Linked DNA regions of Homo sapiens: region 2 is linked to region 1. Evidence: chromatin loops called from intact Hi-C (ENCODE). Cell type or tissue: GM12878. All regions are shown on one strand. Links, peaks and the distances in the headings refer to the core of each region. The heading gives the core; the rest is flanking DNA.

The links. Peaks named below come from ENCODE experiments on the same cell type or tissue, not always from the same donor. Only the 100,000 strongest peaks of a DNase experiment are listed, where the experiment ranks them.
Region 2: a loop joins it to region 1, with 3 times the contacts of the local background. A loop is called at or near these places in 2 of 110 quality-filtered maps.

What each region holds. Positions count from the first base shown.
Region 1 is chr2:147,630,973-147,647,416 of GRCh38, forward strand. No RefSeq gene overlaps it. Among named protein-coding and RNA genes, the nearest start is that of ACVR2A, 210 kb to the right of the region's middle. RefSeq lists an enhancer at 4,803-5,012. In GM12878, for the core only: no CTCF peak of the experiment used is centred there; a DNase peak (open chromatin) is centred at 9,109; H3K4me3 peaks cover 768 bases; H3K27ac peaks cover 908 bases.
Region 2 is chr2:147,074,644-147,091,087 of GRCh38, forward strand. No RefSeq gene overlaps it. Among named protein-coding and RNA genes, the nearest start is that of LINC01911, 250 kb to the left of the region's middle. In GM12878, for the core only: a CTCF peak has its summit at 8,413 (motif pointing right); a DNase peak (open chromatin) is centred at 8,438.

The sequences.
Region 1 (16,444 bases), core at 7,639-10,138:
CAGACACATGGATTTTAGATTTCTATTTTAATGTTTTCTTTTTATGACTGCAATTGTTGAGGTTTTATGTTTTCTTTATCAAATGTTCACTAAGATCCCTATTTACTACAGAAAACTTTAGACACCCATGCCAAAAAATTGCATGTCCGACTAGCATATCCTAGCCAAATGAGCCCACATCAAACTCAGCTTTACTTTCCTTACTCCAAAGTACCTTCTGTGACTAGACAAAAGATGATGGAAACTTCATCCTAGAACATCAGACCCTGCCAGGCACATTTCCATCTGTCCTATTGAAGATTGCCAAAAGCATTTTCTGAAGATTTTTTTCTCATAAAATTCATCAATCAAAAATTCTTTCAGGCAGAAGTTATTTAAGGACTAGGAAATGTAGTGATTCCTTCCCTGACTGACCTCTTGGACTGCAGGAGACACACCTAACCACAATGGAAGGAGGAAAACAACTGATGCACCGTCAGGATCTGTTTACTTCCTTTCAGCCACACACTCCCCACTGCCACCAGCACACATACAGACATTCAGCCTAAGTGATCAACAATCATAGCCTTACAAAAAAAGAGGAAATCAGGTGTCTTGAACTCTAAAGGAAGTGGGAAACTTCACAGCTAGAGCCTGGAACCCAGAAGTTAGGAGATAAATCAAATTGATGCCAAGGAGGAAAGGTTGAGGCCAACAGCTTGGGTTTGAATGGATCAATGGCTGGCCAACCAAGTCAAAAAGTAGCCTGACTATGTTGACATTGGAGCAAGGGAAAGTCTTGCTGATAAGCAGTGGCAGGGATAGAAAACATTCATATTAAATGTGTTTGTTCTCTTCTGCAGTGAAGACTAAATAGTTGAAGGGGAAAGCCTTCTTAGATTCCTCTCCTTGAACTAGCACTGTTAATTTGCTAACCTGTGCCAAATTACCAGTCACCTCTCATCAGTCCTCTCTTGTCAGTCCTACTTCTCAACTTTTCCCAAAGATTCTTAGGACCACTAAATCTTCCCACATCCAGTTCTCTTCCTTTTAGGCCCTTATTGCTTCAGGCTCTTCTTTTTTCATTTTTCTCCTAAATAGCCATGGCAGAATTATGCTGGGACATTGTAGTTTCTAGGTGCATTAGTATGTGAATTAGTCTTTATTTAAAGAAACTATGGCATGCCGATCACCATGTTGGGTATATAAGAATGCTTTTAAAAAATGAAGTCATTTCTTCTACCAATAAAATTTTCTTTCTAATTAAAGAGTTCATACCACCACAAATACAATAGCACTGAAAAAATGCATTAACAAAATGAGGTATAGGCAAACAGAAGTCAAGATACTACCAAATAAGCAGAATCCAGAGGTCCTAAAGGAGCACTCTCCAACCACAACCCCAGGAAATGAGGTCAGAGCTAACTGGGGAAAGTGATCACTCCAGCTGCCTTCACTTCTTACTTCCTATTCACTCCTTCACCCTCTGGCATCTGGCTTCCTTTCGCCATATGTTTGCTATCTAGCAGCTGATGGTTCTCAAATTTAGCATGCATGAGAATCACCTAGAGGGCTTGTTCAAACAGATTTCTGAGGCCCACTCCTAGTGCATCCAATTCAGGAGGTCTGAGATGTGGCCCCAAAATTTGCATTTCTGAAAAGTTCCCAGGTGATGATGATGATGTTGCTCTCGTCCTAAATCTTTCCTCCTTGTGAAGCTGCTTAAAATATTGCTTTGGTCAAATCCCTTCAAACTCTAAAATCCACCCTGATTTTTGTGGCCTAAATAATGAATTCCCAAAGCTGACTCAGGTATTAGGGTCTCTGCAATCTGCCCTGACCTTCAGACAGAGGCCAGATGGACACCTGTTGAGTCAGTGGTAGAATAGACTCCCGCACTGAGCAAACTTCCCTTCCAACTCTCCAATTGTATCAGGTATATCCAAGTTTTAGTTTTATGATTTCTCTGATAAAATCATGGCTTCAACCAATCCATCCTACTAATTTTTTGCGCCAAGATTCCATCTTAACTATCACATACGCACCTTTGTTAATGAGATTCACATTGATTTCTGTCTTCACAAATCCTAATCACCCATCGAAGTCAAACCCAGTGCCTTCTTTTCTACTGGTGTTCATAATTCCATGGCTCTCGGGTACTTTGTATTTAGTCTTCCCCTTCTTCTTCTTCCTCTTCTTCTTTTACTCCTCCTCCTTCTTCCTCCCTCCCTCTCTTCCTCTCTCCCTTGAATTATTCCTATCACTATAAAACATGATTTAGAACCTCTTACCCTATAAAAAATGGTTAACAATCACAACTTAAACATATGAATCACATGCCTACCATCTACCAATCGGTCCATTCCTTTGTTTGCTTTTACAATTTCTCTACACATAGCTTCTTTACTTTTTCACTCGGCATTCATTCCTTCTTCAATCCTCTGCAATTTAGCATCTAGCTCCACTAATTTGCTCATTTTAACTCACCAACAATCTTCTCTGTGCCAAAGTCAACAAAAATCTTCTCACCTCATTCACCTCTCAATAGTAGTCAACATATTTACCAATTTCTCTCTTCTTAACTCTCTTCCTTCTCTTGGCTTCCAGCACTCCACACTCTTTTGCTTTTGTTCTTACCTCATTGGTCACTCATTCTCAGTCCTCTTCCATAACCTCTCTTTTACTCAGCCTCCAAATTATGGAGTGCCCAGGAGCTCAGTGCTGGACTCTCCTCTTACTATCTACACCCATTCCCTACATGATCTCATCTATTCTCATTGCTTTAAATATTGTCTGTCCACCAATGACTCCTTGTTTTACCTCCAGGCTTAACATCTACTTGGGGCCCAAGACTCTGTCTTGATATCTTAATTTTGAAATATAATATGAACACTAAACTTACATATACTGAACTACTAGTTGTCCTCCAATTCCCTCTCTTCATTCTACTCCAATCCTCCCTCTCTCAGTGAATGGCACTATCCATTAAACTTAGGCCAAAAATGTAGACATCATTTTAATATCCACCCACATTCAATCTGTCAGTAAATTCTCTACATTATATGAGCAAAACATATCTCAAATACATCCAATTCTCTCCACCACCATTGCTGCCACCCTAAACCAAGCCACCGAAATCTCTTTCCTAGAATATTGCACTAGCTCCTAAGTGGCCTTCCTGCATCCAAGCTTGGCCTTCTTTCATAGCAAACAGTTATCTTTTAAAAACATAAATAACATCACATCACTCTCCTCCTTAAAATATTGCAATGACCTCCTATTTTACCTAATATAAAAATCAAGCTTCTTACTATAGCTATAACATCAGGCTGTTGCCTCTCTCATCTCAGTCAGTACCACAGCTGACTCCCTGCAAGCACCTTCCTCAGGCCACTTTGGTTTCATTTTGTTCCTCACACAAGCCAAGCTCCTTGATCTTAGGGCTTTTACTATTCCCTCTTTCAGGATCACTGTCTCCTAGATTTTAATCTGGTTGACTCTTCCTCATGCTTCAGCTTTTTAACTACAAATGTTATCTTCTCAGAGATGTCTTTTTTGACCACCCTGTCTAAAACACCCTGAATAAAAAGGCACTCTCTATCTTACCACTTTGGTAAGAATTATCATAATCTAAAATCTTCCTAATTTTGTTTTCATTTGTTTACTTGTTTGTTATCTGTCTCCAGCTTCACCTCCTAATGTTCCCTCAACTAGAACAGAAACTTTAAAAGAATAAGAAACGTATCTGTATTTTTCTGTGATTTATTCCTAGCATCTAAGACTAATGCTTAGCATTCTGCAAAAAACATTTGTCAAAAAAATTAAATGAATGGGAAACCCATCTATGAGACTGCATGGGTTACAGAAACATACAACTCCAAAATCTCAGTGGGATAAAGCCACATTGATGTGCATCTTATAAATGCTATAGGGCTCAGTTCATCGTGATTCTTCAGGGAAAGTGACTGACAGAAGCTTTCTCACAACATTTGTGTCCATGAAGATCACCACACCAGTCAGAAGACAAGATGTGGCTAAGTGGATGCAGCTGTTATGGTTCCCAGCAAGAAGTGATGCATATCAAGTTTGCTTGCTTCAACCAAAACAAATTATTTGGCCAGGCCTAACTTGAAAGAGGGTTGGAAAGTATTATCCTACATGAACCCAGAAGAAGGAAGAATGGAAGTACTTGGTTAGCAGCATTTAGGACTTTCACATTTACTTTCAACTGGAAGATTTCTTCCATTAGCGGAAAAAAAAAAACAATGGAAATATTTGGTCATATGCACTTTTGGCTTCTACATGCTGTATAGTAGATGCACCTGACAGCAATAACTTAACTTAAGCACACCCTGAGAATGACCCTGTATGGCAGAAACACCTGACAGCTATAACTTAAGCATACCCTGAGAATGACCCTATGGTCTAAGAAGAACATGTGTTTGGAGTTCCAAGCTAAGGAATCTGAGAGTGGCCAACCCAGAGACTCGCTTCTTATCCATGAGGAACATCAGAACTCCCAGGCCATCCCATGGAATGCAGGCCATACAGGGGATGAAGGCCCTTTGTTTTTGGTTAAATGAAGGTTGCCAGGTGGAGGTTGCTAGGGGGAGGGTGCTAAGTAAATATTCTATATAAATTGCATGCTTTTTACAAGTGATTGCAGTTCTTCTCTCCAGCCTGCTGCCACTACACCGCCCTGTATGTAAATTCCCTCAATTAACCCCATGTCTTGTTCGCTGACTCCAGGTTTCTTCTTCAGCCTCTTGAACATGGTGCCATCCCTATTGAAGTAAATAGGGATTCAGCCTGACACATTCACCTTGTACTTCACATTTTCTTCTACTGAGTCAGTCTAATGTAACCTCTCTGAATACCTCTAGCACTTGTTTCTATAATCCTCACTTCATGTAATTGTTCAGTCATCTGTCTCCCTGTCTACATTCAAATAAGGAAGGCAGAGACCAGATCTATTTTTTCCATTGTATTCTGAAAACCTAGCACAGTACCTTTCAGTTTTATTTTTATTTTGAGACAGAGTCTCGCTCTGTTGCCCAGGCTGGAGTGCAGTGGTACAATCTCGGCTCACTGCAACCTCACCTCCCAGGCTCAGCTATTCTTTTGCCTCAGCCTCCTGAGTAGCTGGGACTACAGGCATGTGCCACCACACCCAGCTAATTTTTTTGTGTGTGTTTTTAGTAGAGATGGGGTTTCATAATTTTGACCAGGCTGATCTTCAACTCCTGACCTCAGGTGATCCACCTGCCTCTGACTCCCAAAGTGCTGGGATTATAGGTGTGAGCCACCGCACCCAGCCTCAGTACCTTTCACATAGCAGATTCTGAACAAACATTTGTGGTAGGAATGTCTTGTAGCTTTTCGTGTGTGTGTGTGTGTGTGTTTATCTGCACAATTAGACTGGATATTCCTCTAACACAGTACATAAAGACAAGAATTTATATTCCACATATCTTCCAGCTGACTCATCCGGGAGATATTCACATATTGGCAGGAATATGGGAAGGAATTGTTGAACTAAACCGATTAGTTGTATTGGGGCTACTCGTCTAGGTGTGAAATGCAAAACACCCCTATTAAAAAGGTGCTCTCAAAGCCCCCAGCACCAACATCTTATGAACACAAACAGAAGACGCACATTGCCGTCCCTGGCCTCCTGCAATAGATCACTGTCAGTTTTCTTTAGTAGGGAAAAACCAACAGATGATTGTGTGGATTTTCTTGGTTCTTTTGCTGGTCAGTCTGTGTCTGGAAGTGAAACTCCCCTTTCCACAGGATTTCATCATAGCAGTAACCACAAGGCTCGAATTTTGGTCATTGACAGTGCTGCAGCTCAGCTGTGTATCCTAATGTGGAAAAAAAAAAAAAAAACAAACCTGTGTTCCACTCCCTTATGCTCCCTTTTCTTATAGCGCCAAATCCTAAAATGATGTTAAGATTAAAATTGGTTCCTTCTTGAGCAGAGTCATCCTGTGTGATGACAGATCTTTCTCTAAGACCTTTACTGCATGAGAGAATACTACAATGTCATTGAGATTTTTACATTCAGGAAATATCCTTTGGCTACCAGGTGGTTTCTTTTTCTACTGACAAGTTCAAAGTACAGATATTCGGACATCTTCCCTGCTGCAATGCTGTCGAGCTCACTTTAGACAAAATGCAGTTTCAGTTGACTGAGTACTTCCTTAATCTTCCAAATCACACAAGTAATATAAGAAATCAGTGTGGCATACTAGAAAGAGAGAGGCCTTCTTGAATTCCACAGCCTATTATGGGCAAGTTACTTAACCTGAATTTCAGCTTCCTCGTCAAAAAAATGAGGATAATAATACCTGCCTCACAGCATAGGAAGTGTTCATCTGTGTTCCTGGCACACAAGGGATATTCAATAAATGTTTGTTGTTTTCTAACAGCTGCTTTAACTGTTAAACAAGGTACCAATTTAAAGTCCCTTCAAATAAAATCACCTCACAATCACAGAGTTGTTTGAGCTAATGAACACAAGCTCCCACAGCAGGGATGGGCAACATTCATTCTGTGCATGAATGTTGGCCAACAGCATCTATGCTGGGACGTGCAACTGTGCTATACTCTGATTTTTTCAACTTCCCCATGTTTTCATCTCAGATATATAGCTTTTCTAAAATGTATCATGGTTTTACATTGTGATTGGGAGTGTATATAGGTATAACTTGTTTCTATAAAGAACAATTTAGCAATATCTATCAAAATATTTAATGCACAATTCTTTGAACCAGCAATTCTACTTCTAGGAATTTAGTCTATAGATATGCTACCACATACACAATATGAAATATGTAGGAAAACACACATTCTATTATTGTTCATAAATAGCAAAAGATGGAGAACAATCTAATTAATGCCCATTAATAGAGGAGTAGTCAAACAAATGATGGTATGCACATATAGAGGAATACTGTGAATGAAGCAACTATAAATACTGCCAGAAAACAGTCTCCAAGGTGTCATTCAGCAAAAAGAACAAGATGCAGAGCAAAGTCTATGATATGCTGTCATTTGAAGTAAAAAATGATGTGCACATATATGGTGTAAACATACAACATCCCTAGAAGGACACAGAGGAGACTGATAATGTTGGTTGTGTCTGGGATGGAGAAACAGGTAGCTTTGGCAAAGGGTATAAGAATAGTTATTTTTCACAGAATAACACCTTATAACACTTTGAATTTTGTACTACGCACATGTTGTTTATTTTCAAAAATTATGTTACCTAAAGTTCTCTTTAATCCTATGATAAAGCAATGATTAATCCGGAAAGCGGAAGATAGAGAAAACTCTATAATGCTTTATTTTTTAAAGCAAGATATTCATGATACTTGCAATTATTTTAAAATAACAGAAAAAAAGAAAAATGATGGGAGGAGTAAAAAGAAAGCAACTACAAAGGAAAAGATAGTTGGTTAAATCATTGTCACTTCCACACCACACTGACTGTCCATCAATCAACAAACATTTATTGAGTAGTATTGAGTCCTTGATGTTCTGTTGGACACAGTGAGAGGGAAAAATGCAGAATAGATAGAGGGTCCCTGGGTCTCCCCTCAAGGGGTTCGTAGTCTGATTGGATGAATGAGACTGACAGGTGAAATAGTGAACAGTGTCCAACAGCAAAGAAGTATCATGAAACAGGAAGGCTGATCTGCTGGAAGAGGCTTGATAAGGAGAAATTTGCTGAGTCTCTGCAACTGAGATAATGATGACTGTGGGGACAAGTTATGGCTCCTCTTCTCTCCATTTCCTTGTCTCTAAAATGGAATCTCCTCTCACAGGGATGCTGTCAGGATGAATGAGGCAAAGTTTGTGCTTATGTAACGTCTTTCTTCTGGGAACTCAGAGTGCTTTGTAAAGTATTCTTATTAATATTCATAGGATGGTTTATATATTTTCCTACCTTCACTTTGGAAGTGGCACATCTATACCTAAACACTCCAGTTCTTCTCTCACTCTTTCTCAACATCACTCTCTTTTTTTGCACCAAAATAGTGCAGGTTCAAGCTTTAAAGTCTTGATGGTTTTATATATAGCTCAGGGCTAATGACATCACACAGCTTGCCTGCCAGAGAACCCACCTGTACATTCTAAAATTTCTACAGTATCCATTGTATCCATATGCATGATAAACCTGAGCACATGGTAAGAGATCAAACAAATATGTAACCAGGGGAAAAACCGTAACCGAGACTGTTCTCCAAGAAGGGTGACTCCCAATATTACTAAGGGGCTTGCAAGTCTAGAACAGAGGCTGAGCCCCATCTCCCTCTGCTGCCCTATTCTGCATAACAGGGATAATTTGGGGTTGGGGTGGAAGACAGGGAATATGGGAAGAGAGAGGAGGTGCTAGCAGAGAAAATGGGAAGGAGAATGGAGCCAGGAGAGAGCAGGAGGTCATGCAGAGTAGGAGAAAACTCTTTCCCAGATTCCTCCTCCCCAGGTACGGCAAAGTCCTGCTACAGCTTACAAAACACCAGGAGTGCATGGATTTCATAGGAAACTGGGCTGAGTTTGCACCCAGAGAGATGGGAGTGGTAAAGCAGACAAGCTGTGTAGTCTGGGAAATTACAGAAATCATGGGAGGTTTCTGGACTTTCCATGTCTTGGGACTGACTAGGATCCAAGTTAATCAGACCAAATCTCTGACAGAGAAAGGGATTTGGCTGACAAGTGGATATACAGTAGATATAGGATGTCTATTTATGCCTGTTATTTAAGCATGTATGCAAAAATTAAAGTTTTTAAAAAGTAAACTTTTTGCTTTGGAAAAATGGCCCCGTTCAGCTCTTTTCTTGGACCAAGTGGAGAATGTGAGGCAGAGAAGTGAACAGACATCCTCCCAATACCACAACCAAGGTTGGAACCCAGTCTCCTACCTTCCAGGCAGGTGCTGGCTCTGTGTAACTAACTCAAGCAGCCTCACAATGCAACTTTCTTATGTCTGCTCTGTTTGGATGTGGAGAACAGTGCTGGCTGAAGCCTTCCACTGGAGAGGTAGTAGGAGGGCTGCCTACTCATATCACACTACCTGTTTGGCCCTAGGCCAGTATCACAAAACAAAACTTCTTGCAGCAACTGAGAAGAAACAATTTGCATAACTTAAAACTATGTTGGAGTGTTGTGCTTCACGTCTGAGCAGCATAAGTCTTGAGCTTTAAATAGCCCGACCCTAACATATATTTAAGAGAAATGTTCTAAAGGCTGTGTTACATAAAGTAGAGCACTTAGTGACACCAAAGCAAAGTGCAAGGTCCCCTTTCTTGCAAATTGACAGAAGGCAGTATCAGTGAGGCAGCTGGGAGGAAAACCTTCCTGTGATATGAAATGCAATAGAGGTCAACCCTCCTTATAATTTGAAGAGTCCTACAGTATTCTATCAGCTCCAAATATCTCCTACCCTGGTCTGTGCTGGTCTTACCAGCCCTCTGACAGAGCCACCATAAGGTCACTCCTTTGGATTAGACAACAAAAGAAGAGTCATAATTCCTGGAAGGACACTTAGGAATGCCTAAATGTGCCACAGGTACAAAGGAAGAGCCTTAGTTGGTGGAGGGAAGTGGTAGACAACACTTTTCTCCTTTCAACCTTCTCCCCCTTAACATACAGGCCCAGCTGAGTTTCCATTACTCTCTTTGATTTCCTATTAGTTGCTTCACAGTTTAGAAAGCATGGAAGACCAAGTTGTGCACCAGAATTATCTATGGAACTTTTATAAAATATGCATTCCTAAAGTCCACTCCAAACTTATCCAGTCAGAATTTAGAAAGGGGTGGAGGTTTGAACAGGTATTTTTGAAAATGCTCCCAAAGGCATCCTGATACAAACCCCTGTCTACCAACTACTGGAGGAAGGGTGGGATGTAGGTCAAGGTCAGGGTTGGGAACGCGGTATCCTGAAGACCTGGTGACTGGAGAAATAAGGCAGCTGGGAAGAATAGGGCCCAACCACTGCTCCCCAGGGCAAGTCCCTGATATGAATGAGCACAGTGCTGAAAGACAACCCCTGTAAAAAGAGGCTGAGAATTCCAGACCATGCTAAGAATCAGTGCCCCAGCGTGGACTGCCTGAAACAAATAAGAAATTTAATCAGTGCATACTGCCTTATGTGTCTGCATTTGTTTCTGTATTCAATTTAATATTTATTAGATACTGAATACTAGGCACAAAGTCAGCTGCTGGGGATAGAATATTGAGCAAAACCAGACACAATTCCTGCCCTCATGGAGCTTCCATTCTAATAGGGAAGGCAAAGGATTAAATAACTAATTACAACTAAATGCAATGAGTAGTTTGTTAGGGGAAGTAGAGCATGTATAGGAACACGTAATGAGCAAACTAAACTTGTCTAAGGGTAATCAAGGAGGGCTTCTGGAGCAAGTCTTCCTTAAGTGGAGACCAGAGGGATAATTGAATATTGACCCCATCTACAGAATAGAGGATGAATCCAGAAGCCTCAGTGGTTCTCAGCCTACTCTGGACATTAGAATCACCTGGGAAAATTTCTAAACTCCCAGCTGCATCCCACACAAGTTAAATAATAATCTCTAGGGTGGGACCCAAACATCAATAATTTTTAAAGTTCTCCAGGTGACTCTAATGTGCAGCCAAGGAAGAGAACTACTGGTTTAGAAAGAGGAATTTCCATAAAAGGGACTAAGAGAAATTCAGAGCACTGAATGCAGGTGAGAGAATGACAAGGGATGAAGTGGAGAGACCAGATCATGTAAGCCATACTAAAGCATTCATATTTTATCTTAAAGTTGTCAGACTCTTTTCAGCAGGGGAATATGAAGTGACTCATACTTAGTATGGTCACTCTGGCTATGGTCATGAGAAAGGAATAAAGGAGGAGAGATGAAGGTAGTGACGTCATTAGGAGGCTGTTGCAAGAATCTAGGCAAGAGATGGTGGCAGCTTGGACTAGGGTGCTGACGGAGAGTTGGAAAGATGTGGAGAAATGTGCATCCACCTGCAAAAGGAAGAATCAATAGGATATGGTGATTGGTTGGATATGAGGGGTGAGGGAGAATGAAGAGTCAAGAGTGACGTCCAGGTTTTCACTTGAACAGCTGGGTGAACTTGGAACTCTACCAAGATAGGGATTCATAGTCCTGCAAAGACCACTCTCCTGCAAAGAGACCACCTGTGCTCTTCCAAGCACATGGGTATTCCAACTGGATTTCACCAGGCCCTAAGGAAGTCTCACCTACTTCCAAGGTAACCCCAAATTGAAAAGATCTGAGGGTGAAGAAATTATGAAAAAGGGCTGGAAAGTCAAATAAACGGAGAATAAATGTGTTTGCACTGAAGGGAAACTGATCCTAAAACTTTGTCTTTAGAAACACAAAATGTGCTCTTTTGTTTCTGATCATAAAGCTGTGGTTCTATTTAGTAGCAAGCTGAAGGACTTTTGGACCACACCCAGGCATTAGTGGCAATAGGATGCTTTTGCCTAGAAATGCCACTCTGGGAGACGCAGCCAGCTTGGTTACCCACAAATCATGTCTTCTAACGCAGAGGCCTCCGTCAGTTAGCCAGCAAGCCCTCTCATCTCCAGAATAACCTTCTATTTAGATGCTCTACAGCCCCTCCCCTGCCTCCAACAAGGAGCATGGTCTTTCCAAGTGTAGAGAGCAAGACCACACCCATCAGCTCCATCATTCTTCCACATGAGGGGTAGCGTAGGGTTAGTTACTGACACGGGTGCAGGGGCACTGTACAATTGGGAAACACTGTGGGCCCTGGGCCATATTTTAGCCACAGAAAACCTAGAAGTACCAGGCCCTCCTTTGCAAAACTCTTTTTGTAGGAGGTTCCCCTATATTCAAGTTCAACAGCGGCTTGAATGATTAACCTCAGTAAACAGCTGTGTTTGGTATCATAAAGCACCTAAAGCTACAGTTATTAACTACTAGAATGAAATTGTTAAGCAATTGTGTTCATTTCCTAGGGTTGCCATAATAAATTACCACAAACTTGGAAGCTAAAAATAACAAATGTATTTCCTCACAGAAATACATTCTGTGAGGCCAAAAGTCCGAAATCAAGGTGCCAGCAGGGTTAGTTCCTTCTGGAGACTCTAAGAGAGAATCTGACCATGACGCTCCCAGAGTCTGATGGTTGCAGGCAATCCTTGGGCTTCCTTGGTTTGAAGATGGATTATTCCAATCTCTGACTCTGTCTTCACATGGCATACTTCTCTGTGTATCTGTGTCCCCTCCTCTTCTAGAAGGATATCAATTATTGGACTTGGGGCCAACTCTAATCCAGTAAGATCTTAGCTCAATTCTTAACTAATTACATCAGAAAAGACTCAATTTCCAAATAAATGCTCAGTTTGAGGTTCCAGATGCACATAAATTTTGAGGGGACACTATTCAACCTGCTAGGGCAATATATCAAATTTTGATGTTACTGAATGGACAGTAACCAACTACAATGTAGTTTAACTAATGGCTAAACCCAACTACATATGCAAGGTCTAAACTTTTTTCTAAATATATGTCATTCCTTCTCATGCCAGGAATCAAACATGGAATTTCAAATGTTCCTGTAGTGTTTACTTCTGGGGCTGGGGCAACCCCCACCCCTCCCCTGGCCTCCTGTCCTTTTCCCAGTTAGTCCTTTTTAATGAATTACCCCAGCCATCATCACTTTTCTTTCCTTGCCCTAAATCCCAACCTCAAATAAACAAAACACAGCTAAGCTTAGGGCCTAAACATTTCTGAACTAATCAAATGAAATAGATTGCCTTGGTCTTCCACTTCTCATATTATTTAAAGAATATTAACATCTTTTTTTTTTTTTTTTTTTTTTAGTAAAGGGATTTGAAGACTTGTAGGGGTCATGGGACCTCTTGGGTAAGAAGAGTATTCAGGGTTAAAAAGTTTGGGAATCTGCTTTAGAAATTGTGACCCCACTGTGGTAAGATCTTTGGATACAGGTAACAATATTATCTGAAGCTATTCTGGTTTAAGATGTTTAAGTAGCCTAATATATCACAGTCTGTATTAAATGTAATACATTAAAACACACCTCAACACAAGACTATAAATGAAACAAAGATGTCTTAGAGGAATCGTTTAGCTGTGCTTCTTACAGCCTAAATGTAAACTCCGCTTTAGTCTAAAAGCATTAAAATCATAATAATGAAATTTTGCCATTAAGAGCCAGAAAGCACTTTTCTTTTTAAAAAGACAGATGCATTAAAATTTAATTATTGTCTCCCTACCTGATTATCAGACAAGAATAAAGCACATTTGAGGGGAAAATATATATATGTTCACCCAGCACAGGAATATTTTTAAAGACTCTTCAAAGAGATGTTCCCCAATACCCACCCCAAGTGGAAAAAAAACGTAAATGACTAGATATAGATGGGCAGAAACAGGAGAGCCAGTGTACCAAGTGCATAAGCAAACAGATGCAAATCAGGTGCTTAGGAAAGGATTGTGGGTTTTTAATCCTGTGTCTGTGCCCACTGTCTGAACAGCCTGAATCATGTATGTGCATTTCACTCAGTACTGCCCCATCAGAGGGTTCCTTAATCCACATTTTTAACTTCTTCAACATAGGTAAGTGGAGATTCCTTCCTGGAGTGTGAAAGCTCGCAGCAGCAGGAACACAGCATATCTCATCTCTAATTTATGACTGACTAACTGAAACTCCTCACTGTCAGCAAACTCTGCCGTGTTTACTGGTTTGACAGCATACACACATATGGCAGAAGCCAGATGGACCTTCTCCCCCAGCTTCGAGCTAAGGGTGCTTCATTAGGAAAGAGATGCAGCCAGTCTTTGAGATCTTTGAACAAGGCTTTCCAGCATGACAAGAAAGAAGTCAGTCAGCAATCAGGAAAGAAAAGACCCTCCCCTAGGCGAGAGATTTGGACAGAAGAGAATTTATAGTTGCCCAGTTGAAGCCTATCAAGTTTTAAAGAACAAATGGCCTGTCCTCCCATCCACAGAAGTTGGGCAGCTGCTTCCAAAGAAATAGTTGTTATGAAATTTGCATTTTATCTACCCAGACAAGGATATATAGGACAATAAATCTACTTCCTAAGCTCTGATTAATAGTTTACAGTGTCAAAAAGTTCTGGAAACTCCAAGAAAACAGCAGTGTCTTTTACAGTTTCCTAATACAACAAAATATTATTCATAAGTTATAAAATAAAATACAACCTACTGAACCCAGCTGCTTTATTCTAAAACTTCAAGAAAAAACAACAACAACAACAACAACAACAACAAACCCACCCATTTTCTTTAGTTTCTCAAACTGTTTTGTTTTTGTTTTCTTTTTTCCTGGCATGTGATGTCCTCTGTACCTTTTCTTATTTCTCAGCCTGAGTCCTTTTTCTCACTATTCTCTGGACTCCAAATTTTAGGATGTGTCTCAGGAGTGTGGTTCTAGATTCACATCAGAGTCTTTATTATTCACATTTAAACCATCTGGAACAGAGATCTCTGCAAAGTGAGATCTTTCCCTTCCCCAAACCCAGAAACAAGGATTTCTTGGGTGGTAAAGGATAATAAGAAGAATTGAGGGAGAATGAATCCTTACCAAGGGAACACATTGCCTTCGTCTCTAAACTGTCAAACTAAGATGGGCATAGCAGCACAACTTTGTAATCCCAGCTACTCAGGAGGCTGAGGTGGGAGGATCACTTGAGACCAGAAGTTCAATACTACCCTGGGCAACATAGTGAGACCCCTCTCTGTAAAAAAGAAAGAAAGTTTAAAAATGTAAAAAAAAAAATTAATAAACTATCAAACTTCTGATTCCAATAAATCCATTAATTCCACTTGTCTCAGGACATAGTTCTAAACTGAAAAATGTCTGTCCCAGGGGTGTGAGGGAGGTTCATGGCTTAGGGAAATAGCCCTTTCTCCAATACATGGTAGATTTTTTTGGAAATCTAGAAGCCCCTCCACCACCTCCAAGGCCTTTCTGGTGATTAAGCTCTAATGAATGGAAGCAGTAAGAAGAAATTGGCAGACTGTTGAGAACTACCTCTATATACACCCTACAATTAGTTCAAACTGACTCAAAATTTTCCTTCCTCTCAGAGCGGCAAAAAATTACATATTGCTACAGAATGGGCTATAGAAGCAACTAACAATTTTCTCAACATTCTACAATGTAGAAAAAAAAAGTTTATTTCTCAAGAACAGTCTTGTAACTGAATGCCAGAATATATAGGGCCACATCTGACCTCTGCCATTCTAGGAAGAGTGATTAGATCTAATGCTTTTTGTAGGCACATCAGGACTCCAGGTTGAGTGTAAGGCATTAACCTCCTTTTTGAATGTTATTTCACAGCACTAAAGAGAAGCACCAAACTGTGAGTGGATTTCAGCCTGGTTCTCTTCCCCTTGCTAATGGGAAACTTTGATATGATTTGAAACACCGTGGTCATTGTTGGTGAAACTCCATGGAACCAAAGCACCTTCAACAATGAAGCAGCAGCTGAACAGAGTGCTCCAGGACAGGACTGCCTGGGGTCCTCAGGGCACTGTATTTTACACTGGGCCAGAATACCATACTTCTCAAAGGGTTCCACAGCCAGACATTTGTACCTCAGAAAAAATGGTGAAATAGCCATTTTTTTAAAGTTATTATTAGTCCCCTTTTACAGATTAAAAACACTGAGGACCAGAGAGTTACATGATGATATGCACCCACCTGGTTAGTGGTAGGCACAGAATAAATTCTACGGTTTTTATACCCAAAAATCTAATATCCTTTTACAGAGGATTTCTCCTGATTAAGTGAATACCACATTGTTTAAAGGCCTAATATTCACTGAATGGGATTAAGAAACCAATGGATTGGAAAACATAGGCTACGTTTGATTACGGTTTAGAGCATCTAAATGTAATAAAAACATCTCAGAGTAAGGGGAGGGGAAAATAAAATAAAGCCAGAAGAGCCAAGTTTACCACTCAGCAAACATACTCCTGAATCTCTCCATGGTTTGCACCTCAGACAGCCCCAGTCCATGAGAATGGAAGTGAAAAGAAAATGCAAATTCAGCTGCATGTTACATCCACAGTAAATGCAAAGACAAATTAAGAATTAAAGACAAATGCAAATTACCCTGCTCATAAAAGAAACCTATACAAAAGACAGGGAATGAAAAGGCTCTGACAGTTATGGATGAATCTCTGAAGAGGCGCACAGCGACCGTATTTCGAAATTCAAGTCTTTTAAAAACTGGTTAGAAGAATGAGAACAGCTGCTGCAAAGAAGGGAGGGAAACTGCTGCTAACAGTAAACCAAGCTACAGAGTAAAACTGAGAATTGTGTCCTTATTGTCAAGGTGAGGATAAAAAGCAACAAAGGGCTGAAGCCAAAAGAATTCTCTCACCAGAAACTCAATGGCAGACTTTAAAAGCTAAGCCCCTGGCAAGCCT
Region 2 (16,444 bases), core at 7,470-9,969, 560 kb before region 1:
TGTAGTTTTCTTTTTTTGTTATGTCTTTGCCTAGCTTTGGTATCAGGGTGATACTGGCTTCATAGAGTGAGTAAGGGAGGATTCTCTCCTCCTTAATTTTCTGGAACAGTTTCAGTAAGATTGGTACCAATTAGAAGACAGAATTTAAAGGACAAGAAAGGAGACACAAAACTACAGAAAGCTAAATTAATAAACACTAGCCTAGAGATATACATGTAACTATAGTGCTTTGAATGAAAATGGTAGCCTTAATTTTAGTCCCTTAGCTTAGCCAAGTATCTTGGTCATCCAAGACGTGGCAAAATGTCTCCCAGAAATATTTCTAACTAGTTCATCAATCAGGACAGTATTATCAGTGTCTAGACAAGACCTCTCCAGAGACTGAAATGAGGCTTTTTCTTACCAGAAGCAGAGAAATTTCTGTCTCACCTTTGCCAAACTCTAGTCTCTCTCCCTGCTGTATGTCTTTCAAGTTAGGCTTCAATCAGAATGTTTGAGAAGTGGATTCCAGTTTGATTTTGAAGTCTTGTTTGTTTTTCTGTTTTGTTTTGTGAGAGTGAATATAAAGGCAGTAAATTGGTTTAATATTTCCTGTCCCCGGCAAAACAAGAAGCCCAGTGGGAAGAGTGGGCTGAGGCCAGCATGAACTACCACAAAAATCTGTTCTAGATTTAATCTCAATGTTTATGGGTCCAGGAAATATTCAAAGTGAAGACACCTTGGGTTCTTTGGCAACTAATGTCTAAAGTAGTTTATAATGCTGTTCTTTTATGATATCTTGCATTGAGTACTGAAAGCCAGAGTATTATGGCCTCCAATAAGCAAAACTAGCAGAAAAAAAATGTCCTTGCTCTTGTCATCATACATTTTTAGAACTAAGCAGCTGAATTTATTTTCTAATGAAAAAATCTGTAAGTTTTAATTGTGCTGTGAGGAAAAAAACCCATTTGCAACTGAATACAATTACAACTCATTTGTGATTAAGATTCAGTATTTAATATTGATGGGTTGGAATTGTTTTCTTATTGCTGTCTATGGAGAATTCAATATGAACAATACGTTGAACACAAAATACACAAATGCCCATTTTTTTTACCCTATAAATATTGGATTGGATTTATATCATAAACATAAAAGAATCATTTGTTAAGAGTATTTTAAATAAAAACATGAATATGCATAAATGAAAAGTATCAGAGTTCCCATCTAATGAAATTTCGTAAGAAACATTACACAGCATTCAACATAGAGACTAAAAATGAAAATTAGAGTTACCTTCAGATACTAAACCACTCCAATTTCCAAACATCCTCTTGGCAAAACATTTAAAGAAAGATAATTTTCTATGTGATTTGTTTACAATTGAGCTTGACAACAGATGCTTGATTTAATAGCTAAGAAGATTATTGCCCAACTTTGAACTTTATCATGGACAGGCAAACTTTTGTTGTCTCAGTCCTTCCTGTATAATTTTCACTCCAAGTTAATGACCTCACAGGATGGGAGAATCTACCTTTAGTTTCTGAAGTCACACTTAGTTTCTATTATATAAGGGAGACAAAATAAAACAAAATTGCAAACAATCACAACCACTGTGGGTAACACAGGGAGATGATTAAGTAAATTGTAGTTTATTTACATAAGCAAAATAATAAAGACATGCAATATATCCAAAATATACTTTAAAAGCATTTAAAAATGAATCAAAAACATTTGTATTGCATTTTAAGTAATAAAAAGCAGAATAGCATGATTATAAATAGGTGAAAAGATATATAAAGAGATGATCGAAAAGAAATATACCAAAGATTTAATAGTTATTTTATCGACTTTGGGTATTGTAATTTTCTTCTTTATAGTTTTGAAGTTCTCAACTTCTAGAATGATTATGTATTATATTTTCAACTAGAAAAATACAATGCTTTTATGAGAATAAATGTGAATTAATAGTTTCTGCTGTACAACAGAAGGTGCCCTCAACCCTAAGGAGAAAGGTGGCTTTCAGGTGTTCATATTATAATGCCTTTCCTTGCAAATCTAGAAGACAGTGAAACCAAAGAGAGAGAATCAGGCTAATTAAGATTTTGCTCCAACAAAGTTGAAGGCACGGATATTGCACTCCCTCTGTCCAACACCAGTGTGTTTTCTGGCCAAGGCTCATTCCATAGGAATTGCCTCACTCCACTCAAATGTTCTCAGCCAATCCCTAGTGCCCATGATTCAGCTGAGAGAAATGGCCTTTCCCTACTCTCTTCCCAGCAACCTTCGCCACTTGAGTCTTTAAATCAGATCAATCACTCTTGGGAACCATCTTCTCATAATATTGTGGCATAAGACATATTTTGAATGAATGGATTTTGTAAATCTCAAATTTACTGAACTCCCAACAGTGAACTTCCTAGGGTACCTTGCAAAAAGTCAGATGACAGTTTTTCAAACCTCATAAAATACGTTTTCATTCTATTAACAAGGTTAGAACAGAGAAGCTGTTTTTGTGTGACTCTTTCTTAGATCTGGAATGGGAACTGGGTTTGCACAAGGTTGAAGGTTGTGAGGATGTTAGAATATGTCTTTAAAAACTGGGAACAGTTAGAACAGAATGGAAGAACCTATGCCTGAGTTTTGTGTGGAGAAAACTAATATTTCAGATTCAAATATCGGAGAACTTAATATCAGTGCCAGAAAAGACCAAAGATCAAACCTGACTTGAAGGATAGTATATCCAAGAGTCCAGAACAAGGTGAAGTTGACATTAATGCAAAAATATTTCCTACAGGGAACAGTGCTAGTGAAGAGTCATTACTCAGTCATAATTCGAAATAACATCTGGCGTGTTGGGCCTCATTTATGAGATACCAAAAATGAGAAGTCAGAAAAGATTAAAGGGTCAGAGTGGTGCAAGGTGTACTACATGAACCATTTAGAAAATCCTGAGTACAATAATCAAAAAGAATGATAATGGCATGAAAACAGACACAAAGACCAATGGAACAAACTAGAGAACACAGAAATACATCCATACCCTTACAGCCAGCTCATTTTCAACAACGGCATCATGGACATACATTGGGAAAAGGACAGTCTCTTTAATAAATGGTGCTTGGAAAACTGGATAGCCATATGCAGAAGAAGAATACTACACGCCGATCTACAACCATACACAAAAATCAACTCAAAAATGGATTAATGACTTAAATGTAAGACTTGAAACTATAAAACCAGTAAAAGAAAACACTGAAGAAATGCTACAGGATATTGATGTGGGCAAAGACTTTTTGGGTAAGACCTCAAAAGCACAGGCAACAAAAGCAAAAGTAGACAAATGGGATTACATCAAGCTGAAAAGTTTCTGTATGGCAAAGGAAACAATCAACAGAGTGAAGAGATAACCTAGAGAATGGGAGAAAATATTTTCAAACTATTCAACTCACAAGGAATTAATAATCAGTATATATAAGGAACTCAAACAATTCAATAGAAAAAAAATAAAAATCTGATTTAAAAATGGGCAAAAGACCTAAATGGACATTTCTCAGAAGAAGACAAAGAAATGGCCAACAGGTGTATAAAAAATGTTCAACATCATCAATCACTGGAGAAATGCAAATCAAAACCACAGTGAGATATCATCTCACCTCAGTTAATATGGTTATTATCAAAAAGAAAAAAACTAACAAATGTTGGCAAGGATGATCTTACACTGTTGGTGGGAATGTAAAGTAGAACAGCAATTAGGGAAAACAGTATGGAAGTTCCTCAAAAACCTAAAAATAGAACTACCATTTGATCCAGCAATCCAATTACTGGGTAAATAGCCAGAATAAAGGAAATCAGTATATAGAAGAGATATCTACACTCTCATGTTTATTACAGCATTATGTACAATAACAAATATTTGGAATCAATCTAAATGTCCATCAACAGATGAATGGATAACGAAAATACGGTATATATACACAATGGAATATTACTCAGCCATAAAACAGAACAAAATCTTGTCATTTGCAGCAACATGGATGGAACTGGAGGTTATTATGTTAAGGAAATAAGCCAGGAAAGAAAGACAAATATTGTATGTCTCCACTCACATGTGAGAGCTGAAAAAGTGAATTTCATGGATGTAGACAGTAGAATGTTGGTTACCAAAGGCAGAGAAAAGAAGTGGAGAGGGAAAATGAAGTTGGTTAAGGGGTATAAAAATACAGTTAGATAAAAGGAAAAAGTTCTAGTATTTGATAGTATAGTAGGCAAAGTATAGTTAATAATTTATTATATATTTCAAAGTAACTAGAAGAATTGTAATGTTCCCAAAACAAGGAAATAATAACCATGTCAGGTGATTGATATTCCAGTTACCTTAATTTGATCATAATCATAACACATTGTATACAGGTATCAAAATATCACATGTTCCCCCAATATATGTACAACTATTATACATCAATAAAAATAAATGCATAAATCTGAAAGACAAGTACTAAAAAAATTCCTGACTAGCTTAGACCTTGAAGATACTCATTTCTAATTATAGTTGACACTTGGGCAATGTGCGGGTTAGGGGGACCAAATCCCTGTGCGGTGAAAAGTCCATGTGTAACTTTTGACTACTATTAGTAGTCAACTTTTAACTACTTAACTATTTACTGTTGACCAAAGTCATCAATAACATATACTGTGGGTTAACCAATGTTTTGTATGTTATCTGTACTATATATTGTATTCTCACAATAAAGTAAGCTAGAGAAAAGGAAATATTATTAAGGAAATCATAGAGAAGAGAAAATATATTTATAATTCACTAAGTGAAAATGCATCATCACAAAGGTCTTCATCCTCGTTGTCGTCACATTGAGAAGGCTGAGGAGGAGGCAGAAGAGGAGGGGTTGGTCTTGCTGTCTCAGAGTTGGCAGAGGTGACAGAGGTGGAGAAGATGGAAGGGGCAGCAAGAGAGGCAGGCACACTTGGTCTAACTTGTACTGAAAAATATCTGCATATAAGTGGACCTCTGCAGTTCAAACCCATGTTTTTCAAGGGTCAAGTGAATATGCTTTAAAATCTACCCAATTGGGCCAGGTGCAGTGGCTCACACCTGTAATCTCAGCACTTTGGGAGTCTGAGGCGGGTGGATCACCTCTTTGAGGTCAAGAGTTCAAAACCTGCCTGGCCAGCATGGCGAAACCCCATCTCTACCAAAAATACGAAAATTGGTCAGGCATGGTGGTGGGCACCTGTAATCCCAGCTACGTAGGAGGCTGAGGCAGGAGAATCACTTGAACCCAGGAGATGGAGGTTGCAGTGAGCCAAGATCGTGCCACTGCACTCCAGCCTGAGTGACAGAGCAAGACCCCATAGCAAAACCAAACAAAAAAAGTACCCAATTGTCCCATTTAAGTTTTAAAGAAAAAGATTAATAATTTAACCTTAGCTAGGCTACTTGCTAACTATTTCAATATGGTACTAAGTAAGCGATACTAAATCTCATATAATGGTCAACACAAGCACAGAATTCATTTATTTGATAAACATTAGCTCATTGATTTCTATATTTTACTAAGATTGTAATGCTTTGCCATCAGTGAACCCTAACCTCTATATAGAAGGATATCAATTTACAACAAATAGAATATGATGTGCAATACCTGTACTAATCATCTGAGGTGCCAAAGCTAACATTTATAATAAAACTGAAATAAGTGGCATCATATTCATTTATTCATTTGCCACTCATTTTCTGAAAACCTTTTACATATATAACTTGACATGGGATACAGCAGAACATTGTAAAGGAAAAAGACATAGTTCTTGCCTTTAAGATCACATTTAATGGGCAAGAAATGAATATAAAATATATAGATGTAACTACGTACATATTTGAGACAGGGTCTCACTCTGTCACCCAGGCTGGAGCACAGTGGTGTGATCATGGCTCACTGCAGCCTTGACCTCCTGGGCTCAAGTGATTCTCTCACCTCTGCCTCCCAAGTAGCTGAGAATACAGGCATGTGCCACCATGCTTAGCTAATTTTTGTATTTTTTGTAGGGAAGGGCTATGTAGCCCAGGCTGGTCTTGAACTCCTGGGCTCAAGTGATCCATCCATCTCAGCCTCTCAAAGTGCTGGGATTGCAGGTGAGAGCCACCGTGCCTGGCTGAAATATTTTAATAATGATAATAATAATGGTTAGAGCAGTCCCTTTAGCTAAAATGGCTCAACACTATTGTTTTCTCCTTCTTCAATGCCTGATGAAGCATGGGTGTCCACCCCCACAAAACACCAGGGACACCACGTATAAGGAGGTAGATCTGAACTTGCTAGCTCCTGCGGCACTGTAGAGTCCCAAACTGCTTCTTATAAATGCAGAAGAGTTGCTCTTTTGGCAGTCCTTAAATGAGAATAATAATTACCTATATTTACTGAAGACACCACATGCCCAATACTGTACTAAGTTCTCAATATGTATTGGGCTTTGGACAAGTAAGTGTTTCCTGAACTGAGGATCCAGTTCTGTGAAAGAAACATTGACTAAAGGATAAGTCAACATTGGCTATTAAGATGGGACATTTTGATCCGCAAGATGCTAATAAGTCATGAAAGGCATCGTTAGAAAGTGTCTGGGTCAGGCACTCATCTGCCTCAAGGCTAGGGAATGGTGTTCTCCCAGGCTCTGTGAGCCTATGAAAGGGGCAAACCAGGCACAGGGGCTCATGCCTGTAATCCGAGCACTTTGGGAGGCGGAGGCAGGCAGATCACCTGAGGTAGGTCAGGAGTTCAAGACCAGCCTGGCCAACATGATGAAACCCTGTCTCTACTAAAAACACAAAATTAACCAGGTGTGGTGGCGGACACCTGTAATCCCAGCTACTCAGGAGCCTGAGGCAGGAGAATCACTTGAACCTGGGAGGCAGAGGTTGCAGTGAGCCGAGATTGCACCACTGCACTCCAGCCTAGGTGACAGAATGAGACTCCGACTCAAAAAAAAAAAAAAAAAAGTGGGGGGGCAAACTGGCAAACCCATATTACTTAGATGAACTACATCTATAGAAATCATTCAAAATAGCGGGGTAGAGAGCAACAGACTCTGACGAGTAGAGGAAAAGTATGAAAACAACAACTTCAAATCTAAAATGTCCTTAGGAGGAAAAAAACACATTTTAATTGGGTTCATGCATAGCCAACATCTCTTATGTCTTTCATTATTCCTTATGTTTTCCTCAGGTTTGAATTCTAACAAAGTGCTAGCTGTTCCTTTTCTTTATTTGCCCAAGAAACATAAACGTGTCTTGATAATCACGTGAAAACACCTTTCAAACACTGTCCCTCTGAAGCCACTTGTCACTGGTGTGAGCTTGTCTCCAACTCGAGGGCTTGGAATATTAGAAACTGCGGTTTGACAAAATTGGACAGCTGCCTTTATCTCAGGGCTGTACAGGCAATGATTTGGCTATGGATTCAGTGAATTTTAGCCTTAGAACTACTTTGCCAGAAATAATAGAAAGATTGGACAATATCTGTGATTTAATACACTCCATTGCCATGTACAGCTAAAACAATCTATGCATATTAATTAAAGTATGAGAGCACTTATTTCTCAAAGGATTTGTGTTCCAAATGATTCCAGTGACTGTGGGATTTACTGCTGTATTCTCATTGTGTTGCCTTGGATTATGAGAAACCTACAATCACAAATGGTGGCTCTTAGAGCTAGGTCATATCTGGACCATGGATGTATTTATGGGTGTGAACAAACACTTACAAAATAAGGAAATGTACAGAAGAGTACAGATTTTGGACTTTCGTTGGGCATTATTGCTCGACAACAACCAGCTGTTGCTGATTATCACTCATTGAACCCAGGGAGTATGATTTCCACTTTGCCAAGACAGCCTACTTACTCCACCACATTGTCTTCCCTTTTAACTTAAATTACCTCCGTACCCATGTTTGCATTTGAGCCTACAATTCAAGGTGTAGATTCTGACATAAAATTCATGACATTTACAGTTTTTGAATGTGGTAAACACGTTGAAAATTAAATTACATTGTACCTGTAGCATAGACGTGACAAAGAAATACAGCAGAAACTTGGAAATGAATACTTACTTTAAAAAAAAAAACCTGGAGTATTCTGGATCTTGGTTTGGCAAATCATATGAGTTCACTCCATTGTCTGTTACTAAATGCACTATGAATGGATACATTGTATTTTAATACATTTGCATGGTGAAATCATAATACCCTAGGCATGTTTGAATTGTGTACACTATACAACTGAGAGCCAATTCCCCCAAGCCATTACATTTAGAGGCTGGTATCTGATCTACTGCATTCTATAGCTTTCATCTATTCTGCATTGATCTGTGCTGAAGAATTTGAAGCTCTTGTCCTCCAAAGCAAGCTGCAGTTTGCATTGTTTCCATTAGATGGCGCAGAAGATTTTTGAGGTACCAAACAAACAAGACCTTCAGAGAGTTCTGCATGTCAACTATGGTGTAAACACCAGCAATTTCAGCTCCACCATGCACATCTTTGTAGAAGGAATCTAATTTAAAGTATTTCCAGGGAGGAGTTATTTTATAACTTATGAACCATTTTTCCTAAATGTACTAATAAGGAGACTATTTCTTTCATAACTGAATTCTACTGTTTTGTGGTTTATTACCCTATTCCTTTCCAAACTTGAGAAAAATAAATAGTTAGACCAAGTATTGCAAAAGATATTGGGGGAGGACACTTATGCAACAGTGAGCCAGATTCAAAGCTAACGCTCAGGATATACGAACCAAATATTTCTTAAAACTTTCCAGTTTTCTATACTTACCAGTTTGCTGTCAGTCCATTACTAGTCATTTTTGTCCAACTGCCTTCTGAGGCTTTTTACTCCCACTAACACTTTATCCTTTTGATAATTTAAGATGGAAAACAGTTTTCAATATCTTGAATACATCCAAATCTAGTCATATCTATGTTCTTCTCTTAATTCAGGTGCCAACCATTCTGACCATTACACACACTCATTTGTGTTTTTCACGGCTTCAGGGTTTGAAGGGCTTTTGGCATTGTTGTTGTTGTTTTAGATTCTAGGGGAAAGTGTCCCACATTAATTTCATTGGAACTTAAAAAAAAAATCAAGAGAGCCCTGCATTTGGTTTTGGTCCATACGTGGAGAACGAATTTGAGACAGAACCATTAAGACGTGTGTTGACCTGGCTTGGATATTATTAATTCTTCACTTTGCATGTGTTGAAAGACTTGGGAGTCCCACAAGACTTCATGCACTGGCCAAAATGCAAGTCAATGTTTTACATAAACAGGAAGAAAATTTGCTACCAGAGCACAGAGCTCAGCACATTTGAACTAAATTCTGTTGAGCTGATAGTAGAAGTGCATGATATTTATAAATTGCCCATATTGTCTAATGTCAGTAATTAACCCAATTGCTTTCCTAAGTGGCCATTTCTATTATTCTTTTCTATACAGTAGTCTAAATGTTAATGCTTCAAAGTCAGGCCCTTCTTGGAAAGCCACAACTTGAACTTAACATACAGCCCTGGTGACAGTGCTAAAAACTAGACTGCTTCAACCATCTCTTCATGGAGAACTGAGCACAGGAAACAAAAGGAAATTATAAGAAAAAAAATGGAGGCAGAGGGGCTACATTTAACTCTGAGTCATTTCCATTTCTTTTAAGGTAGCTTATCAGTGATAAAGAATATGAAGTTCTTGTTTATACACTAGGCAGTCCCCTTTCAAAAGAAATGAAGTTATTCTAAGGTGAATTAAGGACTCAAGGTAAAATATCATGAAAAAATAGTGCAGTGAACAATGAGTCATTGTTCCAGAGCATGTCTTGGATACAGAACAATTAGAAATAAGGGGACTGCAAACTTAGCTGAGAGGTGGCTCACTGGAATTGTAAAAACAGAAGGAGCAAACTCCATGAGAAAGTTATAACATAACTTTAATTTGTGTAAGCCTGCGGATATTAGAACTCTCTTACGACAATGACAAAAGCAGATTTCACTGAGCACAATTAACATAGCCTATCAGTTTAAAGGAACTGAAAATATAACATTAAAGAAATAAGACTAGGAGAAAGAAGACTATTAACATTCTTCCTGAGCACTGAACAGGGCATCAGGAGATCTAGGTTCAGTTCTTATTCTTACTTACATTGCATTAAAATTAGTCTCACTGAAGGCTTCTTTTATTGATTCTGTTTACAGTCTAATATACAGCTGAAGAACAGGTACACAGCATGGTGGCTTTTCTGTCCTTTAGGAAGCTATCAGCAATTTTGTTTCCATTATCCTTCCTTCAAATTCATAGCATGTGAGTACATGTGCACGTGCGCATGCGCGCGCACACACACACACACACACACACACACACACACACACACCGCTATACTGAGAACTCACTTCTCTTGCACAGCATGGATATTCCGGGCTCATCTTTCTAAAATTCTTTGAGCTTTTGATTTTTTATTTTAACAATACTTGATCATTGTGATTGAATACTTTTGACCACATACTATCTGAATAGCATGTGTTCACTTCTAGGTAATAAAAGCTGCGAACTTGATATGACAACAGCACTCACACCAATCCAACAAAACAAAACAATATATCAAAAAATAAAAATACTGATTTCCAAGGAAATGAGCAAGAAGCAAAAAGGCAGGAGTATCAACATAAGTAACGCAAAGTTTGAAAATAAACGATTACTTTGTTATGGGAACCAAGCAATCTAATTTTCACATTTAGTCAATTTGTTATTATTTTCTGTTTAAATCTGAAAAAAAAATGGATTTGATTGGATCAACAAAACCAGGTATTGCTCTTTATCTCTCATTCTAAATTATTTGGTAGATTCTGCTCTTTTTTCGTTCTGGGTTGAAAAACTAATTGTGGAGGGAGAAATTTGGGAGAAAAACTAATCTTTTTCTTGGTTGGTGGAAGGAAATCTCTTGGATAAGAAAGGTATTGTTACCAACCCCATTTGGGTTTGGGTTTTGCTATGAATTGTCTTGCTTAGTACTGGAGATAGGTTTGGACTGCTAGGAAGCACCATCACCTCTGATCTCATTTGTGAACTGTGGTGAAAAGGTGGAAAAGAGCCAGACAGAAGCTCAACTTTTTGGAGAAGAGCAAAGTAGTGACAATAGCACAGTTTTCCTTTTGCTATTAAAGAAAATATCTCCAATTATTTTTTGAGAAACACTTATGTCATACATGTTATAACTGGGTATTCTGGAAGAAATAAAAAGATTATCTATGGGTTTAGAAATCTCTGGATACACCATATCCCTCTATGAGATTCTGAGATTCACAATGTACATTCACATAGTAAAGATCCTGAGAAAAGCTACTGCAAAGAACCCTGGTTAACGGAATGCCTCCAGACTGAATTGGCCAACTAATATCCAACATGATATCTGAGTAACACTGGCTTGAGGCATTAAGGAGGAAGTTGACAAGGTTAAAATGTTAAAAGTTAATTATCTAAAGAATAGTTTTCAATTTAAAAATTGTAAGTAGGTTCTAAGGACAAATCTACTTTCCCTCCATCAGTTCTAATCCTGCATTAGGCAATACTTAGGAGAGCATATAGCAACCACCACAAAATACGGGAAATGGATTTGACTATCCTCTGAGTCCTTGACAAATGATTTCCGTTGGAAAAAAATAGTCACAGTTCAATTTGTTGTCATAAGATAAAGTATAAAAAATAATTTTACTATCAGAACTGAAATTTGTTTCAAACTTCTGGAAGACTCCCTTTTCCATATTTTTGTACTTATTTCTGTGGGTCTTCATCATCACACCCATTACTAAGCTTTCTTTAAAGGAAAGGAATTTTAACTGCCATTAAATCTTACTTTAAAGACGTCTGTGTTTGTGTTACCTTCTTCATAGGTATGTGTACTTTAAGTATTTTATCAGTTATTGTAAACTAAATATTTCTCTCCCTCATAAAGAAGTGTTTTGAAGTAGAAAGAACACATATGGGTCTACTATCAATCTAATTTATTTTTATTTTATAATTTCCTTTTAATATAAAGTTAAGTCATATCTTATTTCTTATAGTTCATAATTTAAAAGAAATGGACTTATGCCATAAATAAGAAATTTTTGTATGGAATGTGTACAGTTCATATGTGTAAAGGTGCATACTCTCATGAAGTGACATTGACAGTAAATGAACAAGGTTGTCATAAATAGATTTTTACCTAGTGAGAAAACTTGCCTAGACAAGCTTTGGCAGCTTGTTCAAATATGTGTATGAGTGACACAGATTTCTCAATTCACCTCTCTGGATTACTTCAGGGCAAATTGTCGGGTGGATGTGCAACAGGAGATCAAGATTATCGATTATCTTTTGTTTTTATTTTCAGCTAGTACTAGCACATTTGAGATTTTTCATTCACCATTTTGCAAAATCTGCTGTGGAAGTGAGGAGAAATATATCAGGTAGAAAGATGGATGCAGGACAAATGCAAGGACACAGGATGAATTGAATAGCTCAAAACATAAAAGCCCACATAGAAGGTGGGCATGGCAATTCATGCCTGTAATCCCAGCACTTTGGGAGGGCTAGGAGGGAGGATTTCTTGAGCCCAGGAGCTCGAGACCAGCCTGGGCAACATGGCAAGACTCCATCTCTACAATAAATACAAAAATTAGCTGAGCGCGTTGGCACACGCCTGTAGTCCTAGGTATTTGGGAGGCCGAGGTGGGAGGATCACCTGAGCCCAGAAGGTTGAGGCTGCAGTGAGCCATGACAGAGTGAGGCCCTGTCTCAAAAAAGAGAAAAAGACCAGCTAGAAATGCAGCCCCTCAAATGAGAAGTCTGCCAAAGAGTTTATTCTCCTCAGTAGTTCATCTTCATTTCTCAACAACTTTCTCTGAATAATCACTTGGGAATCATTGTGTAAAGAAAAAAGTATGTCACTTACAAACAAAATTCATGATCAAAGAAGAAAGCAAGTACTAAAAAGAATGAGCCAAATAAATATGTGAGATTCTATCTCACAGCATTGTTTACTCAGAGAAAAGTTGCTCTCGGGAGGGAATTACAACTTGGATTCTGATACTAGATGAAGCAAAATGTTAAAAGGGGCATACAGTCCTAGCTAGTCCTGGGCAACATGGAGCAGTAAGAGATGTGTATTTTCTACTCTGATCTTTCCCTTGGCCTTCTGCAATTTAGAGATGTTAGTTGCAAGCAACAGAAAACCCAACCCAGACGAATTTAATTTTACAAAGAATAAAAAACTTACTGATTCATTTACTGGAGTCCAGGGGCACAACAGACTTCACTCGGAGGCCAAACAGTGCTCAGGATGCTATTTCTGCATTTTTGTTGTCTCCACTCCACATCCTTGATGCTTGATGCTGGCCCTAATCGCAAGCAGGTTCTCACTCTGTGGTCCTAAAATGACTGCTGGCAACAATGGGACTGCATGCTTCTTTGTTTCTATTTGCAAAGAAGAGAGGAGTCTATGTTCCAGAATCTCAGCAAAATCCTCTAGGTTCACTCCAGCTTGACTAATTTAGATCATGGACAAATATCCTTGGACCAATTCAGGACAATGTAATATGATGAGCTGATTGACAGGGGCCTGAGTTATGGACCCACTCTGAAACCATTCACTGTGGTCATAAGTAGGTAACAGAGGAGTCTATACTCCAACACTGTCAGCAAAATCCTCTAGGTTCCTCTAACTGGACTGACTTAGAACATGGACCAATAACCTTGGACCAATTCAGGGCAGTGTAATATGATGAGCTGATTGACAGGGGACTGAGTTATGGACCACTCCTAAACCATTCACTGTGGTCATAAGTAAGTAGTTTTCAGATTGGCCTAATACAATCAAGGTCCATCCCTGGAAGTAGGGGTGGATTCAGTCCCACCCAAACCATATGACTAAGGGTAAAATCTGTACATGGGGTCTGTAGAAGGTAGGTGTTGCTAAAACAAATAAAAATTCTGTATTAGGAAGAAGGAGAGACAGTGTTGGGCAGCAAGCCAAGGATGTCCATTGTAGAGTCTCTTTCTAGATCCCCAATCCTTGACCCCAGTTATCCAGCTAGAATCCCATTTCAAGAAGCCTTAAATTCAGTTAGCCTCTTGATTCACCTGAATCGATTTAATTAAGAAATAACTCAGAACTCACTTGAAGGCCCACTTGAACGGGCAGGGGGGATGAATTCTTTTGGAAACTTGTTTGTCTACATATGCATATGTGTGTATATATATACACACACACACATACATACATATGCATATATGCATATATCTATATCTATCTATCTATATACACAGTATCTATAATTAGGTGGGTGTATTACTGAGGGTTTTCTACAGGGACAGAACGAATAGGATATATGTACATATGAAAGGGAGTTTATTAAAGAGAATTGGCTCACGTGATCACAAGGTGAAAGTCCACCACAGGCTGTCTGCAAGCTGAGGAAGAAAGAAGCCAGTAGTGGCTCAGTTTGAGTTCCAAAGCCTCAAAAGTAGGGAAGCCCACAGTGCAGCCTTCAGTCTGTGGTGGAAGGCCCAGGAGCCCCCTGCAAACCACTGGTGTAAATCCAAGAGTCCAGAAGCTGAGGAACCTGGGGTCTGATGTCCAAAGGCAGGAGGAATAGAAGAAATCATCCAGCATGGGAGAAAAATGAGAGCCAGAAGACCCAGCAAGCCGGCTGATCCCACCTTCTTCCACCTGCTTTGTTCTAGTTGCACTGACAGCCGATTAGATGGTGCCCATCCACATTGAGAGTGTGTCTTCCTCTCCCAGTTCACTAACTCAAATGTTAATCTCCTATAACAACACCCTCACAGACACACTCAGCAACAATACTTTACCAGCTATCTAGGTATCCTTCAATTCAATCAAGTTGACATCTAATATTAACCATCACAATGGGTTTATCAAAACAGTAGTATATAGCTTCTACAACTAAAGGACAATAAATTATAACAAGGCCACTTTAAATGTAAGATAATAATTTATATAAAATCTGGATGTATCAGTTTTTGTCGTTGCCATAACAAATCACAATATTAGCAGCTTAAAACAACACCCGCTTATTAGATCACAGGTCAGAATTCTAGCCTGTATAGCTGGATTCTCATTTAGAATCTCACTGACATACAATTAAGGTATCAGCGGCTGTGGGTTTTATCCAGAGCTTAGGATCCTCTTCCAAGTCCATTGGTTATCGACAGAATTTAGTTCCTTGTGGTTGTAGGACCAAGGTCCTCATTTTCCTGACATATGGCCCCCCTCATCTTGAAACTAATATTGAAACTAATCTTAAATGGACATTGAATCTTTTCTATACATTGAATCTCTGTGACTTCCTTCTCTGTTTTTGAGGTTCATGTGATTATATTCGGTCCACAGGCATAATCCAGGATACTCCCTGTTTTAAGATTCACTCTTTAGTAAGCATAATTACATCTGCAAACTTGCAAACTTGCCATGTTACATGACCACAGGTATAACACCAAGGAGTGAAGACCATGGGGGCCAAAATTCTGCCCCCCACAGTGGATAAATCTTATTTTTCACACTGGTGAAATCAAGTAGAAATAGAGGAAGCCTATCATAGGGAGGAACCCAAATGTGAGTTTTTCAGCTTTCATTTTGGTAAATAACATTCTTATATCTATTGATATACGTACATACATATGTAAATTACAGAAAGATAAAAGATGCTGAGACTTTTCATTTGTTCTGATTTAGGCTTATAAAACCTCTGTTCTGCAACCTCGGAATCAGTAATAAGGACACCTTTGAAAGAATCTGCCTGCATTTATCTTGTGTTTCTTTTTTGTCAGACAGTACAAAGAAAATTAAGGTTTTTCTTCTTCGCTATACATATAATACTCAGAAGTGAAAGCTAAATTAACTTGTCAGAATCGTGGCATCTCTTTTCCTGAGCTGCTGTATCCACCTTCCCAAAAGATTTGAAAAAGAAAGAATAAGCCTCCCAACACCTTAACTGGCGGAACAGCACATACACAGCAATCCTGCCCTCTAACATTGCTTCCTGTCATTACTGGTGGTGTTTTTATCCATCTGGGTGAGCACACGCTTTCACCATTTGTCAAGAAATGTCTACAGTGCAGAACATCAATTGTTCCATAAGGTAGGGCCCATCAGGTTGCAAAGAGGAAGCAAAGCAGAGTGGCTAATTACCATGTACCAAATTCATCTTTTTCAGGAAGACAAAAAAAAAATTAAAAGAGGCAAAGTAGTTGGCAATTCTAGTGTCGCCTGTAAGTTAATTTTCACTTTCCCACTACTGGCTTGTTAGTATTCTACTGTCTAAGAAAGTGATGTTCCCAGAAGCATCTCAAACATTGGAGCAGATCCTCTCAATGTGTAAGCTTTCCCTTGGGTCTAAATTATTTACCTTTGAAAGCTGCAT